Regions from separate parts of the Homo sapiens genome. Here region 2 is linked to region 1. The links are chromatin loops, found by intact Hi-C in ENCODE. Cell type or tissue: PC-3. All regions are shown on one strand. Links, peaks and the distances in the headings refer to the core of each region. The heading gives the core; the rest is flanking DNA. Region 1 overlaps SEMA3D (semaphorin 3D). Region 2 has its middle 300 kb from the start of LINC00972.

Region 1 (9,023 bases), core at 486-8,485:
TGAATAAAAGGCCACATTTTATTTACCAGCTACAAATACAATGGAGTTGAGTTTTATACAGGTTCTAAGTTCTAAAATCAATATTTAAAGTTGAAATTTCCTACTGTCAACATTATCCAGACAAATCCTAATGTAATATATAAAATGTATTATACAAAATTTGTGTGCCACAAAAGTGGCTGACATTCAGTCTTTCAATAAACTACAACACTGAAAGTTTTCCTCCTGTGTCAAGTCACTTTCTTCACTTCAGCACCAGATGAAGTAATTGGCTTGTCTTTAGAGGCTGTGTTGTATGAAGAAATCCATGCATCTTTAAGCATGAAAATCAAATGCAGCTTGCGGAGATGCTCAGACTATGAGAACTTATAATGACTAAGGGAATCTAATTTTCCTTTCCAAAAAAATATTTTTTAAAGATTTGCAGCTCAAAAATGCTCTCTATCTGCTTAGATTTTAAGAAATTTTGTTATCAAGTTCATAGGAGTTTAGATAAATAAGTATATGTATAGATACATACAGATAGAGATAGGTTTGGGTTAAAACAAACAATAACAACTAGTTTAAATAACTAGTTTAAATCCGTGATAGGTGGTATCATTATACAGTGATATTATGTAGTGACTTAGTTCAAGTTATTATTCAGTGAAGGCTCCCATGTAGCAACGTTATGAAAAGGACATACTTTTGCTCAAATAGACCTTTATTCAAATCCATGCTCTGCTACTGACTGACTGTAAGACCTGAAGCACTCACTACACTTCTCTGAGCATCAACTTTATTGCAAACTAATTAGCATTTTGAAAAGTTTTCCAAAAGAGTCTGAAATAAGATGTGTAGAGTTTATTTCATAGTAAACATTCAAAAAAGATTGGTGATTATTACTTATTATTGATGTTTCCATTTACAAAATAAAAATTTATAACATGAAAATTGAAGCTTTTCTTGTTAGAATGGGAGTCTGTAACTTTACTCAGTTCAAGTTATATTTGAAAGATTGGCAAAAATTACCTTTCCTTACTGTTTCTGAAAAGCATTCAGATACGAAATGCTTGGTTATTTACTTGAATCAGGATTGAAACATTTGGCTGGTTGAAAGCAATTCTGGGAATGAGAATAAGTGAGCCACTTTAAATGATTAAAGCTGGATTTCTGAATTGGGTCTTTCAGAAATAAGGGGCTTCTTTGCCCATTTTCCATGAATTTACATTTTTCATAGTAAATTGTCTTGGATCAGATAAATTTTAAGTAACATCTTTCACTTTATTCATTACTTTAAAAAATTCATCTTTAAATTACCTAGTTATTTCCTACTGTCCTGTTATCCTTTCTGTTGGAGAGTTGATTCTTTTTTTCTTATTTTTCCATCATGCTGATCATTTTTATAGCCTTTTTTTTTCCAGATTCCATTTCTGATCTTTGAAGTATTATAAATCTTTCAAGACTTTGGAAATTAAGATTATGTTTTACTGTTCACTCTGGTGACAAGCACTGTATTCTTTGCTTTATAACAATTTTCTTACTGAATTCTCTTGATTTATTGTGTGGTGGGTGATATTACTTTCTCCTTTTTCAAGTGAAGAAACTGAGGTATAGAGTGATTAAATAACTTGCCCCAATTTCCTCCTACTAAGCTGTCAAGATAGAATGTGGAACCAGGCAGTTTGATTTTAGAGTTTAAGTTCTTCACTGCTGCACAAGCATTGGCTCACTTTCATGGAGAGGCCACTTTCCAAGTGCCTTTTTTTTTCTTTTCTTTGTATTCTGTTTTACTTTCTAATCTTACTGTATATTTTGGATATGTATATACTTCTTTTATATTCTTACTTCACATCCTTGTCTTTCCTTCTCGTTAGCTCACCTCCTTGGATGTCCTCGGCCTCTAAACCTCTGCCTTATGACATTCAGTCGCTGACTCAGTTCCTTTACTTCTGTCTTCCAAGGAGTCTGAACATTTTAAATGTTATTTTCCTTTCAGTCAGTTCCAAGATGATGTTTGCCTCTGCTAAGTGTATTTCCTCTCAGCTACTGGAACCTTCTGTTCTGCAGATTGCTCCTTGGTGCATTTAGGAAGACGTTGTCAAGTTTCTTTTTGTGCATATGCTTGTTTTCAGTTTCTGGAAACTTGACAGAGCTTCCAGTCTTTTTCCACGTTCTTCCTCAGGTTTTCCTCACCCTCCCAGTACACGTTTCCCATATTGTTCTTCCTTCCACTTACTGCTCCACTCCACTGCATCTTTAGAGTGTCCTTTTGTTCTAAATGCTGAAACCTACCTGAAATTTCTGGCTTTTTTTCACTGTGGCATGAGTTGCATTTTAATCAACTATGACATGTCATTCTTAGAAAACAAAGGTCATTCAATGAAAACAAATGGCTATGCATTCTGGAAACTTAAGCTAATAACTTTTGTTATTATTAATTTTTACCTGATCTACGTCACCTGCTTCTTTCATTTTTCTTTCACAATAATTTCACTTTTAATGATTCCCAACAAACTTATGATAAGGGTGTGGTTTTATGCAATAATCACTGTTTTGTTAACTCTGTGTTTACTGATGCTGTGACTTAGTACATGAATTGCGCAGGACATACAGTGCAGTGGAAGGATCACTTGTTGGGCAGTTGGAGGATGCAGGTCTTTGCTGTTGTTAGCCCTTCTTTCTACTTGACTTTGGCTGCTCAGAAACCCCTCTGATTCTTGCTTTGTTACTTGTGAAACAGAGGATGAGGAATATCTAACTCCAAAGCTGAAATTAAGATGAGATTAAAAAAAAAAACACGTTTTACAAATTGGGAACAGCTACGAAACAGGTACAGATTATTATTATATTGACTCTCAAAGCACAGAGATGAGTGTTTATCAGACAAGCAAACACATAAAATGAAAACAAATGGACAGTCTGACTAGAGTGAGAATTTCATTTCTTCAGAGTTTTCTATTGTGCATCAGATGTTTCTTAAAATGCAGAAATCTTCACTTTGAGTTTTAATAAAAATATATTTGTATGCGGCACTGTGAATATTTAAGTTGTAAGATAGTGGATGACATACCTGTTTTGCTAACTCAAATATCATAATCCAAAAATAATACCTGTGTGGGTAGTTCAGTTTCTTCCTATAATGGGTATTACAGAGTGATTCATAGAAAAAAACACAGATTGGCCTATATGTACATGCAACATATGGTTAAGTAAGTCCCACCTAAGAATTGTTTGCTTCCTTCTGTGAAGAGCCATCTCACTCCTACGTGAATGGTAGTTGTTTTCCTCTCTTCCTGCTTCTTGCAACTCTCCCCGCCTACTCCACCCGCAACCATCCTCAGTTCCAGCCCTGTCTTCTTTGCCCCTCCAGAGGCCATGGGTGCCTGGGTTTTTCATACCCTGCAAAGTTACAGCAGGGGAGGGAGGAACAATTTTATGATTAAAACATTATAAAATATTTATGATTTATTTCTGTATCTATCTATATGTTATTTATATATTTTATATTTACCCCTATTGCTAATTATGTGAGTGATTCATTCACATTTTAATATTTTAAAATATTAATTTGCAAACCAACACAAAGAATCACTGTAAGCCATGTTAAAAGGACCAATTATTTGATTTTATTTAGTTCCCTTCTGGAAACTGCTGAATTAATTTACTATTTCAGGTGAAGACTAGTGTAACAACAAAACATGGAAGATAAAGCTAAAATTTTTAGTCCCTTTGGAAATTGAGTTTGAATTATTATTAATTTTCTGATATTTCCTTATTTTATGTTGATTGTGTTGTCTTCCAGAATCATGGTCACCCTCTGTGTGGTCAAGTTGCCTGTATTTTATTTACATTGTCCGACTGATGTTATCCATTCCCCTCCTCCATACGTGCAAGTAGTCATTGCTTGCATTTTTATACTTCACTTCCTAATTTTAGGGTTGACTTCTTTTCTGCTTCATTGCAATTATTCTTCATAAACCTCTTCTCCTAGTAAAAAATTAAATAATACTTTCTTCCCCCAGAGTTTTGATATCTTTTACTGGTTTGCAGAGAGGTACTTTGTCTATCAACTTGTTGCTCATCCAAGTTGAGCTTCTTTAGTGCTTTAATCTTCCATCAGAAATCATCTTTCTTTGTATCTTAATCATTTTTCCATCATGTCTCTGAACTCCTTCCAGCTTCCCTGCACCTTTTGGATAATGAGAAGCCTGGGTCTGAACACCAGGTGCAGTCCCACCAGTCCTGTTTAGGAGGGTCCCATTACCTCCTGTGCTGCTATGATGTTTTCTTGTTCCCCAAGGTTCTCATTAGAATGATGATGCGTGTTTCTACAGGCAGAGAGTCAGGCAAACCGCATCGCCCCCATTTGCCTAAGCTGCCTTCTGGCTAATTCTTTTTCCATCGTGGAAATCTCAGTTTCAATTTCTCTCTCTCTTTCACTATGACTCTGTCTCTCTTGTTCTTTATAGTATTTATTTTACTCATTCTGCCTGACTCAGATCTTATTCATGTGTTTATTGACTTCCTTATTTTTTTTTCTATATTTCATCAGACCCATTATCTTCCCAGTCCTATACTTTCATGCTGGGTTGATAGTAATCTCTGTCATTCTGACTGCATGTTCATCCATCTCTTAACCATATCAATTTCGTTCACACTTCAATGGTAAAAAAAACACGTATTTACTTGTATTTATATAATGCCTTACCTTTTTGTTTTCTATCAGATCAATAAGTAGCTTGACATTATCCTGTTAGGCTTGAAAACTCAATTTTATCAAAGTGGAATTGAGATATATATTATTTTCAGTATTACTGTTTGCAGTTCAATAAAATAACAGTTCAGTTTTTAATCCACAAATGATATAGTTCATGGAGAGATGTGGTAGATATGATACCTCTGGAGTAGTTACCGTAGAACTTATGGCTTGTGTTTCTTGAACACTAGTTGGTCATTCTCTCTTCCTTCACTTCCTTCTTTCCTATCTTTCTTGCTTCCTTCCTCCAGTCATATAATGGTTACTGAAATCCTACTATCTGCAGGACAGTGTGAAGGAAAGAGTATGCACTGGTATTAGATAGCCTGCTGTCAAAGTGAATAGCTCTGCAGCTACATCAAATCATTTACATTCTGTCACTGTGTTCTCACCCATAACTGGAGTGGAGTTCAGCACTACGATGATTAAGTGAGAATAAGACATCATTTTATTCACAAATTAGAAGCCTAGTTAGAGATAAAGCCATAATAAATTTTTGGATAATATTGAGAAGAACCTTGACCACTTGAAAAGTTTGTCTTTCTTGTTTATAAAACAACACATGGCTCCCCATTGCCTACCAAATCAATTGCATCAAAACACCTTCAGAGTACACATGTGGTTTGTATATGACCAGAGGATGGAAGTGACAGAAGATGGAAAATAATGTAATGGTTCATGAATTAGGTAATAAAGACAGATGAGGACTAGAGTTAGAGGAAAATTTGAGTCTGGCACTTTAGATTTGGGAACCAATTTTAAAGTCAATGACTGTTAAAAAGGGGTAGATTCTGTCCTACCACCTGGAGTGTTTTCATGATTAATCCAGATTCCTTATCACCCCTCTTTGACTTGCTGCAATGAAAAATTTGAAGATGATGGCCTGGAAACTGCAATTTAACACCCTCCTCTACCCTTACTGACAGTTGATTTATGTGTTTATACTAGGTTACAAATTTTTAGCTGAAAGTGCAGCCAGTCATTGTCAAAATAAGAGAATATCAGGGTCTAAGATAAGTATGAGGAAAAAACAGACGAAAGGGGTTGAGGAACTAAAGGTGTTGGGTCCCACCAGTAGCTGAGGTGATGGTAAAGAGAGTGATGTGGGTAACAAAGCAGTTAGACACAATAGACACAGTCAGTGAGAAGGGGAGAAATAAGTCACAATGAGGAATTTGTGGAAAGGGCCAGAAATTCTGAGTTTCTGATCTTAGTGAAACAGAAAAAATTCTGATGATATATCAGGTGAAATTCACCTCTGATATTTCATGTATGTTCTTTTCTATTTTCCCTAAGTGTTGGCTGGTCTGAGAAATAAAGGGACAGAGTACAAAAGACAGAAATTTTAAAGCTGAGTGTCCAGAGGAGACATCACATGTGGGCAGGTTCCGTGATGCCCCGCAAGCCGCAAAACCAGCAAGTTTTTATTAGTGATTTTCAAAAGGGGAGGGATTGTACGAATAGGGTGTGAGTCACAGAGATCACATGTGTCACAAGGTAATAAGATATCACAAGGTAAACAGAGTCAGGGTGAGATCACAGGACCACAGGACCAGGGCAAAATTAAAATTGCTAATGAAGTTTCAGGCAGGCATTGTCATTGATAACATCTTATCAGGAACTAGAGTTTGAGAGCAGACAATCGGTCTGACCAAAATTTATTAGGCAGGAATTTCCTCGTCCTAATAAGCCTAGGAGCGCTACAGGAGACCGGGGCTTATTTCATTCCACAGCTATGATCATAAAAGACAGCCGTCCCCAAAGCGGCCATTTTCGAGGCCTCCCCTCAGGGATGCATTCTCTTTCTCAGGGATGTTCCTTGCTGAGAAAAAGAATTCAGCAATATTTCTCCTATTTGCTTTTGAAAGAAGAGAAATATGGCTCTGTTCTGCCCAGATCACTGGCAGTCAGAGTTTAAGGTTATCTCTCTTGTTCCCTGAACACTGCTGTTATCCTGTTCTTTTTTCAAGGTGCCCAGATTTCATATTGTTCAAACACACATGCTTTACAAACAATTTGTGCAGTTAACGCAATAATCACACGGTCCTGAGGTGACATACATCCTCCTCAGCTTGCGAAGATGATAGGATTAAGAGATTAAAGTAAAGATAGGCATAGGAAATCACAAGGGTATTGATTGGGGAAGTGATAAATGTCCATGAAATCTTCACAATTTATGTTCAGAGACTGCAGTAAAGACAAGCGTAAGAAATTATAAAAGTATTAATTTGGGGAACTAATAAATGTCCATGAAATCTTCACAATTTATGTTCTTCTGCCATGACTTCAGCCGGTCCCTACGTTCAGGGTCCCTGAATTCCTGCAATAATGATACTAATCCATGTGCTTTGGGCGACTGAAGTGAAAACGTGAAGACTGTTGGGTGTTGTTGAGGAGAAGAGCTACACCTCTGCCCAGCAGAGCCTTTGTTGGCTTGTTTTGTTTTGCTTTGTTCTCCCCAAACAATGTTGATGTATGTACGGCATAAACTGATGCAATTTATTTACTTATAAGCCTTGCAAAATACAAGTAACAAGAGAAATATGAGATCATATTGGGACATGGTGCGAAAAGCTCAGACATCAGAGTATTATAGGGAGCACATTTTAGACAGTATACATAAAGTGTAGGCAAGGGTCAAACTGTGAAGAAAAGACACATAAAATGTACAATGGGGAGCTGGTTAAGCATACCAAATTGTCAACTTATAAAAGCATCTTTCCAGGAATTTAGTCTCACTTGGAGAAACAAAAATCTTTTGGTTAATATTTTGAATATAACCAGAATCTTTCATACATGTTATTTTTATTATACTATGCTAATATTTTAACATTGATATCAAAACTGTTACCATATTTGATATTGTTAACATAATTTATTTATTAACTGCCACATTTTTAGTATTGACTTTCTTTATCCATCTAAGCAAATAAGGATGAAATTTTATTATTACAAAAACAAGAAATAGAATAAAACCCTAGGTCTATTTTTTTTTAAACAGACTAAAAAGGTAGGCTGTGCCAGAAACAGTGAGACATTCTGTATTTCAAAGTGCCATTTATTCCTGAAGCACGTCAGACTCTGCACAGTGACCTTCTGTGTTTATCTTTATAAAGAGTAGAGTAAACCATTATGCAAACACACTTCCATTTGGGCACTGTAGTGCCAAGTGTTAATGGCATCATTATTCCAAACAAAGCATGTTTAGAACCATTACTTTTTGTTTTATTTTTCTTGTGGGGATTTCCATAAACTGTCTGTGGGCTATAAGATATTTGCATGATATAACTATTTTCTTCTTACTGTCTGTTATGCTAATGGTATTTTGTGGTGTTTTTGGTAAACAGGTTGATTTACTTCATAAAGAGCCTGTTTAAAAGATTACTTTTTAATCTGTGTCAGCTCTCTTTCTTTGTGTGTCCTCTGTATTTCATGAATATAAATGGCCTATTGATGATGACTTGGGTGGAAAATGTAAGCAACTCATAAGGAGATGAAATTTGCTCATAAATTAGGATAAATTCTTAAAATTTTTCAATACCAAATTAAAATGTAGTTAAGACCATAGGTCTTAAAGCGATATTATTTTTCTGAAATGTGATTTTTATAACTTTATACTCTGGAAAATTCGATTATTCCTTTAAGTTGGAAGAATCAAGCTCTAGAATTCTAGGCAATACATTGAAGTTGGAGATTGCTTTATTATCTTAAGAATCACTTGTGGCCAGGTGTGGTGGCTCACGCCTGTAATCCCAGCACTTTGGAAGGCCGAAGGGGTGGATCATGAGTTCAGGAGATAGAGACCATCCTAGCCAATGTGGTGAAACCCCATCTCTACTGAAAATACAAAAGTTAGCCAGGTGTGGTGGCACGCGCTTGTAGTCCCAGCTACTCAGGAGGCTGAGGCCAGAGAATCACTTGAACCCAGGAGGTGGAGGTTGCAGTGAGCCGAGATCTTGCCACTGCACCCTAGCCTGGGTGACAGAGCGAGACTCCATCTCAAAAAAAAAAAAAAAAAAATCACTTATATTGCAGCATAATGCAAGATAAATTAAAACATTATTTTGTCTACATTTCTAAGCTAATATGTATATATGTAACAAATAGGTGATAAAACTAACAATTATCAGAAGAAAAATGAAAATAATTAATAATTGGATAGGCCAGTGCACATTTGGAATTAAAAGCACATCAGCTAAAATAAAGGGAATTGTGTAAGTGTGACATAAGTCATATTGTTCATTCATATTTTCAAGAGCTCGGCATTTAATTGTTGTTGACTGAG
Region 2 (9,023 bases), core at 351-8,350, 560 kb before region 1:
CTTTCTTCAGCAGATTCCCGCTAGACTTAACAGGAAAACCACTTTGATACATAATTCAATGGAAACCCCAATATAACTTTTCAAATTTACAACTGACAACTGGGGAGATGAAGAATGACATTCCATCTTTCTTCCTGGAATTTCAAGCACAATGAATAAAATTTTTCAGTCTAAAGTGCATATTCTGCATCAGTAGCCATATCACTGGGAGAAACAAACCAAGAATGATCCAAGCATTTTCCCCCCACCATTACCCCTTTTTACTTATTATTATTATTATTATTATTATTATTGTGTTATATGTATTTTTTCTTTTATAGATTTAGAGGATAGAAGTGCAGTTTTGATACACGCATTTACTGCGTAGTGGTAAAGATTCAGCTTCTAGATTAATCATCACTAAAATAGTGTACATTGTCTCATTAGGTAATTTCTCATCCCTCACCTACCCTCTCACTTTTCCAAGTCTCCAATGTTTATTTTTCCACTCTCTATGTCCCTCAGATAATAAAAGAATCAGGGTATAGGTACAGCTAGTATTGACTTTTCATCACATTCTCCACCCCAAAAGAAAATATTCCTTCTGGATATTAAGATTAAGCCCTTTTGTGTCACAAAAGGTAGTATGATGATGTTTCTTGAAGCAATTTTTAGTCTCAATCTAATGTGACTTGATTTGATACTTTATTTTGAAGTAAAAACAAATAAACCAACAACAACAACAACAAAATATGTTTTTCAGGCATATTTTCATGACATTTAGTTAAGGATTTCCCTTAAAAAATCATAATTTACCTTCACAAAAGGATTTAGACACCATTTCTTTAGTAAAATGCACAAATCACTATTCCCAAAGCAGCACAGCTGTAAATTTTATAATGCCTGTATTCCTAAAATTCCAAAATACCTAATTACAACAAAATGCTATATTTTTATGATCTTATAGTATTACTCCAATTTACACATTTAATAAAATTTATTCAAATCTTGATTACTCTGAAATGTGTAAAAAAAACTTTGTAGCTTCTCTGGGGACTGCTGATAACTTCATTACAACTTTTTACCTGAGATAAAATGAAATCTGGGAGAGATTTATATTGATTATTCCTTAAGTTTGCTTGATAAACTTCTCAATTCTAAAATAACTGAACCTATTTCATGATTAAGAAGGATATCAGGGTTATGACGTGTCAATTATTCGATTGTTTTATATTTTTGAAAATAAAATGTTTACAAAGAAAATTATTTCAAAACATGTTAAGTAGTGTTATTTGCTAACAGTCTCCTTAGTTTAATCTGGTGCTTATGTTGAAATATATACTAAGAATGTATTATATATTTATGTATGCATTATAATACACAACATCTATAATAGATACATATTTTGTAACATAAACATACATATATGTTTATAAACATAAATATATGTATATACAATACATGTTTTGAACCACTCACCAATGGTTCAAAAATGCAAGGATCTTTGATAATTGGTTACACTTTTAGGCTATGGAGATGTAATTAATTACAGGTTGGAGCTGATGTCACACACTTTGATATGTTTCACTTTCCATTTTTTGATCAGTTAACTGTAGCTTTAAAAATATGAAATCAGAGACACTTAAAATTTTTCCTTTTACTGCACTTTCCAATTTACAGAGAAAAATTAATCCAACTCAAGTCACAGTTCATGAGGGTGCTTTAAATAAAAGAAGAAAAAGGGTTTATATTGTTTGGAAATGTCATAGAAATTTTATGTCCAATATTTTATTTTACTTACCAACCTTAGTCCAACACAAACTTACTAGAGTCAGGTTAAATCAATGATTTTCAACCAATTGAATTCCAAGTTTGCAAAAACTAAGAACTGACAATAATGAGGATCCTATTTTGCTATCTCCCCCTCCCATATAGGTCCATCAGGGGGAAAGCTGTAAAAATAAATAGTGGTCTGTCCAAAAGACAGAAGCACAAACATGACTGGCTTTGTGGTATTATTTCCTGAATGGCCCAAGTTATGTTTTGAAGAGTATTTTTCTAGGCTAAATTACAGAATCATAGAATCATGAATTTTTAGAAGTAGAGAAAGTTTTAGTGACATTTAGACATTTAGGGTGACATTTAGTAAACATTCCTTTGAATGTTCAAAATAATATGCAAAAGAATGAGTGTAGCTTCCTAAGAACCTTCTGTCCTCGAAGTTGGCTTTCCATACTTATTAGAATGCTGAGTAAAATGTGCCTTATAGCTTCACCATATTGTGTTTTGGCTTAGTGATGATAAAGTTGGTTTCTATAGGATTATATTCAAGGAGGTTTGTTTATGGATATAAAAGGGTTTCATTGGCATAGTTATCTAACCATAGAATATAATAGAAACCCAGAAAATATTACCAGGATAAATTTTCAGTTTGTAAGAAGTCATGCTACTAACTAAAATCTGCATCATGTAGCAGGAAATCTTAGCCTAGTTTATCATCTCTAAAGTTAGATTACAGTATATTAAGAGATTACAATTTGGGGCTAAAGTTTATAAGCTATAATTCTGTAATTTATATAGAACCTAGCATTATGCATAGTAGGAAACTAATATTTATATATTTTTTAAAGTTTTAAATATTTTGGGTTGTACCTGTTTCAAAAACAAAACAAAACAAAACAAAACAAAACAAAACAAAATAATCCCTTTAGAGAATCAGAGGGATATCCACAGCTTCCCATTTATTTTATTAAAATTATTAGGGAACACTTAATTATGCTTAAAGTAGATTATCTCATTTAAGTCTCAGAGAAACCAACTTTATAAGTGAGGAGAGGAGACCAGTTAGAGAGATCTAATAATTCATTTCAAAGAAAGGGTAATAATTCTTGGAAAAGTTATTTTAAATAACCAAATATAGCCACTCTAATTCTTGTATCAAAGGGAAAATACTAAACTGAAATATCCCATGTAATTCTAATCAAAGAGGAAAACAAAACAAAATCATTTTTCTCAGATATCTTTCCTTCACCCTTACTCAGGATTTCTTCATATTAAAAAAAGAAAACAACAATATAGAATTCCTTAGAATAAAATCAATGCCTGCAAAGCATGCGTCTTCGAATGGGATTGACTCAGTTCCCCTTCAGTCTACACTCCTCTCAGTCTACCCCTGAGCTTAGTGTATAAGTGGTCATATGATGATAACTCATGGAGAGAGACATGCTTGCACAGTCTGTGGACTCATCTGTGTCCATATATTCCCTGTAATGTTACTTCTTTGTACATTTTCTCTACTCTAATGTTTAACCACACACAGATTTGATACATTATTTCAAAGTGTCTCAACTTTTTACAATTTCTACTCTTTATATGATGAGCTATTGCTTTTCAAACATTCTGTTAAACAGTTACTATTACTCTCTGAAATTCATTTTAGGTAAACTGAGAACCACAAAAACAACTTTTAACTTACAGATCAGCACAATTTTAAGCTAGACTTACCAACAATTCATATTAAAAACCCATTTTCTTTATTTTCTCTTTCATTCAGATTTTTCTCCAATGTTGTGGGAGTTTCTAAAGTCACCGGATACCTTTATCTTTATTAGGTGTCATGGATATTTCATTAGAAAAATTAAGCGCTCTACTGAAAATAAATCAAAATACTGGGTGGGCTTGTGAAGTTCCAAAATTATTTTTAAGTCATATTTAGCTGCCAAAATTGATACAACTTATCCACTTGCATTTCCAAATAAATTTTCGATTATTTGAATATGCCTTTTAAAAGTAGACCAGGACATGACTCCCCTCTACATTTAGCAATTTTTAAGTATTGTGTTCCTTTTGGCTATTTTTTAACTTGGCTGGATAAAAATTGCAGATAACATAGTAGACGATTAGAGAGATGTTAATAACCTAATGTAAAAATTGATTACATCTGAGCCCACTGCTGTTATGGTATGTAAATTCCGTTCTATGCCTTAAGGTTAATGTGGAAATCATGAGCAGTAATCAACAAAAAAGACTCAAATTTTAAGAAGTAATTGTTATATCTCAATATTATATTTAATGAACTATATTTTACTAAGTAAATGCACAACATTCTTAATATGCATTCATTACATCCAATTATCCAATACATCTTGTAAAGGGTTCCATTATAATGGTTATAATGCTTTCATACAAAGAGGGATAAAAGGAAGAAGCAAGAAGAATGTAAAATTTTGTAAGACAAAATTTTGCTTGTTGTTAAAATAACCCTTTATCTCCACTCCAAAATTGTTAGATTTTGTACATTTGCTAACATACTCAATTTTATTTTAGCAACTTTTAACCCTGCTTTCAAAATGCAGCCAAAATAGAGCCTATTTCTTAGCAAAACTCTTTCTGTTTTTTACCCAATAGTGTGACTCACTCTTTCTTCTGTGCTATGTGTGACACAATACACTTTCAGCTGGTAATCACGCCTTGTTGTTTTGTAATTTTAAGTCTTTATATCAGCCTTTCCTCTTAGAATGAATTTGTAAGCAAAAGGTCACTTTTGTCTCACCTTTTCATATTCTTTTCTTGACACTTTTTCTAGAATGCAGAAGATGAACTAGAATATAAGTTTCCACTAACAGAAGCTGCATTAGAACAGGACTTTATAAGTGTTTGTTCATCCATGTGTCATGATTACCTAGATGAGTACCTGGCACACAGGAAACAATAAAAAATATTCATTGTATATATAAGGTTTTACTGAATTAGTCGAGTTAGTTTCCTAACGTATCTAATCATGAAAATCATTATTTGCCTTTGTATTAGTTACTGTGAATTTCATAGTGTATATTTTACCACTTTGACAAGTTTATACCTCAATACACATTTTAGTCATCAAGATAGCAGAAAGAATCATCTGCATGGTGAAATTGTAACCCTGCCTGCCCTTCTGATGCAATTACCATCTAACACATGTGCATTAGAACTTCCAAGCCTGGACCTCTCATCAGAAGCTTTAAGCAAACTGAATCTTAGCACTGAAAATGGGGTGGAAACTTTGCTGTACAGTCTCACTCATGATATTTCTGGCACTCTTTAGGTCATTTCATGCCAAATAATTGCATGAGGCCACATTAGATTTCAGAAATACCGACTCCTGCCAGAAACAGGAAGATAAGTGAAACTCTCACAGGTTAACAATAATTGCAACAACATATTTCCAAGCCCTCTGTTTGCCAGTCTCCCCTTTCCAGTCTTTAATTTTAATTGCTCCATTCACATTGAATTAAATGTGAACTAGTAAAATTTAACTTGTTATTTATTTTTAAAAGCACTGGACTGTGAAAATCAAGAGACCCACATTCATATACCAACTGAATCATTAACAAGCTGTGTGTCTTTGGCAAGTCACCTCTGTTTTCTTATTCTTAGGATCCCAAACTGAGAAAACAGGAGATTGGGTTGTATAATATTTGAAGTCCCTTCAAGCTCTAAAATTCTAAGTTTCTTTCTTTTTTTTTAATTTTTTTTTAATACAGGGTCTTGGTCTGTCACCCAGTCTACAGTGCAGTGGCGGGATCACGGCTCTCTGCAGTCTCCATCCTCCCACTTCGCCCCCGAGTAGCTGGGACCACAGGTGTGTGCCACCATACCATGACAGGCTAATTTATGTTTGTTTGTTTGTTTGTTTGTTTGTTTATTTTTGGCTTGGGGGGACCAAGTCTCGCTCTGTCGCCAGGCTGGCGTGCAGTGGTGCGATCTCAGCTCATTGCAATCTCTACCTCCCGGCTTCAAGCGATTCTCCTGCCTCAGCCTCCCAAGTAGCTGGGACTACAGGCATGAGCCACCACACCCAGATAATTTTTGGATTTTTAGTAGAGATGGGGCTTCATCATGTTGGCCAGGATGGTCTCAATCTCCTGACCTCATGATCTGCCCACCTCGGCCTCCCAAAGCGCTGGGATTATAGGCGCGAGCCACCTTGCCCAGCTGCCATGCTAATTTTTAAAAAATTGTGTAGAGATGGGGTCTCACTACGTTGCCCAGGCTGATATCAACCTCCTGGGCTCAAACAATCCTCCTGCCTTGGCCTCCCAAAGTGCTAGGATTACAGGCCTGAGCCACCAAACTCAGACCAAGATTCTTTTAATTTATCTCCAGACACTGGTATTTCCAAATTTTCATTCATATCATTGTACTTCTTTATATTTCCTTAGTATTGAATACCTTCCACCCTCTCCTTGGCTAAGCCTCCTTCAAATTTTTAACAGGAAACCTCCCCTGATTGCTCATCTTCTCATTGATTTTCCCTCCCTCTGATCTCTTACATCATTCAGTGGGGAGTATAATATAGCCATATTAATATACTATTTTGTCAAATATGTTAGTTTTTAATATTCGACTACAGTTATGCATATATGTTAGTCTTATATTTCTAAGTGGATTGACATCTTCTTATAAGAGAGATAAGAGCTAGCAGCTCTGACATTTAGTAATGTTCCAGGTATTTGTGAACTTTAAAAAAAAAATTAAGAAGCACTTCTGCTTGCTTACTTGATTTTAGAAGAAAAGTTTGTACAATTAATTACACAAATAGGTTTTTTTTTTTGCATAAGATGTTAAACAAGATATGCATACATTTCCCATTCTATTGGTAATGTTGCTGTTTGTAGAGTCTTTCACTCTCTCTGATCCATATATCTTTGATGTTCCTGAGAATCAGTTTTGTCTATGGAGTCAAAAAAGGCCTTTGGTTAGACCTCTGTGTGTGTTCAAGTAGTGGGAAAAGATACCATTCCAGATGATTGACTTCAACAAAAACATTTTCTTGTATGGTCTAAGGAAGAAAACAGAATTATGATTAAATAAAACCAAGTTTTAGTACCAGCTTTGTCAGGAAATCCCTGGGTAACAGAAATAATAAGTTAATATGCCTGTACTCAGTTTTCCTATTACATATATAATCCAATGTTATTCTCCTGATTAGTTTAACAGATCAGATACACATAAAGTGAGAAAATGTTTTAAAAGCTTTGAAATATATAAACAACATACAAATGTTAGGATATTACTATTTTCAGTCTGTTTCTTCTCCATCATCAATTTATGCCTTTCTTATCAATTACATTTATTGGGATTCTGTTTGAATTTGGGAGTAAAACTCCAACAGAAAACTGATACATGAAGCTGGGACTCTTCTTTCTGCAGCAAACTGAAATAGCCAGAAGCAATGGATGTGAAACCCGTCTAAATTGCTAGTGTGGGAAATAACAGATTTACAAAAATATTTTTTTTCTATTTTCTGATAAATTTCCTATGCAAAATATTTTTAGCATAGTATACTTTTTATTTGTGGCACATAAAACATATGACTCTTATACGATGAATAAATTTGCTGAAGATTGTGCCTGGAGATTGAGCCAATAGTTAATTCTTGTTCTTCTTCTTGAGTTCATTGGTGTCACAGGAAACTGTTAAAACATGTTGGGGCCGGGTGCGGTGGCTCACATCTGTAATACCAGCACTTTAGGGGCCGAAACGGGCGGATCACGAGGTCAGGAGATCGAGACCTTCCTGGCTAACACAGTGAAACCCCGTCTCTACTAAAAATACACAAAATTAGCCGGGCGTGGTGGTGGGTGCCTGTAGTCCCAGCTTCTCGGGAGGCTGAGGCAGGAGAATGGCATGAACCTGGGAGGCAGAGCTTGCGGTGAGCCGAGATCACACCACTGCACTCCAGCCTTGGCGACAGAGCAAGACTCCGTCTCAAAAAAAAAAAAAAAAAAAAAAAAAGTTGGAATATTCATTAGTGTGTGTTGCATTAATATTGAAGTTCTCTATTAAGATAAATTAATTTACAAGGAAACACTAAAACATTATGAAAGAAGACTATAATTATACAGTTTTCTGATATTAAATGTCAACAGATAACAAATCAATTGTCTGGGTTTTCTCCTTAGCAACTGTATGATCTCTTCTAATTTGGTCAGTTTTAATAAGTTTTTTTTAACATGGTTAAATTATTATTTCTTTTTATATCCTTTTCCTGCTTTCTTTCGCCTATTAATTACATATATTAAAAGCTACTTTTAATTTACAAAGATACATTTATTATACCATTTAATCTTTAAAATAAATCTATGAGGTAGGTAACATTACTACCTTTATTTAAATAAGACAAAATTAAGTTTTAGAAAGATGAAATAACCCATCTAAGTCCACAGCTGGTTAATGACTAAGTTGATAACAAAATCCAAGTCTTTCTGAATCTGAAGTAGATGCTCTTAACCCTAATCCATTCTATCTTAGTCTCACTACCATTACATGGCTTATTGGTTTTTAATTCCTATTCCCTGAAGAAGTCCATAATCATTTATCTTTAGAAATATTTTGTACATTTAAAATTTACAATTAGAATAAAAAGTTTAACTTTTCTTACTACATTTGCCTTTATATAAATATTTAAGCTATATTACATAATATCTACAAGATATTTTATAATAATAACATAATAGAATGAGCATTTATTATATATCACATAACTATATACAAAACACTTAATGTGTAAGCTAGATTGGTTGATTTTCAATGCAAGACATTTATTTGTTTAAGCAAAATTCTCTTTCATTTAAGGTCATGAGAAACAAGGAAAGACTGAGAAACGGTTACTATCTGGGGAGACTAAGGAGAGATGATGACTAAATGCAGTATGGTATGCTGGACTGGATCATACAACAGAAAAAATGACATTAGTGCATAAACTGATAAAAATCAAATAAGGTCTTCAGTTTAGTTAGCAGAGTCTTACTTTTGACTAAAGCACCATGGTACTCATTCTGCTAGCATTAGGGAAAGCCGAATGGAAAGTGTACTTTCCTTCAACTATCTTTGCAAACATTTAGTAAATTTTAAAGTATTCAAAATAAAAAGTTTAAAGTAAAAAAAGATTTATTGAGTATCAATCTTGTGCTAAACTGTGCTAAGGAGTAGTCAGGAGGGAAAAATCCTTCTGAAAGAAAGATAGCTTCTATTCTCAATGAGTTAATAGTCTAATTAGGTTA

The links. Hi-C counts contacts between places; a loop is a spot of excess contacts. Peaks named below come from ENCODE experiments on the same cell type or tissue, not always from the same donor. Only the 100,000 strongest peaks of a DNase experiment are listed, where the experiment ranks them.
Region 2: it touches region 1 in a loop (13-fold over the local background); 1 of 110 quality-filtered maps calls a loop at or near these places.

What each region holds. Positions count from the first base shown.
Region 1 is chr7:85,155,837-85,164,859 of GRCh38, reverse strand. The region is part of intron 1 of SEMA3D (semaphorin 3D); the gene reads left to right. Among named protein-coding and RNA genes, the nearest start is that of SEMA3D, 27 kb to the left of the region's middle. In PC-3, for the core only: no CTCF peak of the experiment used is centred there; a DNase peak (open chromatin) is centred at 4,439; H3K4me3 peaks cover 929 bases; H3K27ac peaks cover 1,630 bases.
Region 2 is chr7:85,716,196-85,725,218 of GRCh38, reverse strand. No RefSeq gene overlaps it. Among named protein-coding and RNA genes, the nearest start is that of LINC00972, 300 kb to the right of the region's middle. In PC-3, for the core only: no CTCF peak of the experiment used is centred there; DNase peaks (open chromatin) are centred at 4,778 and 4,948; H3K4me3 peaks cover 1,006 bases; H3K27ac peaks cover 1,666 bases.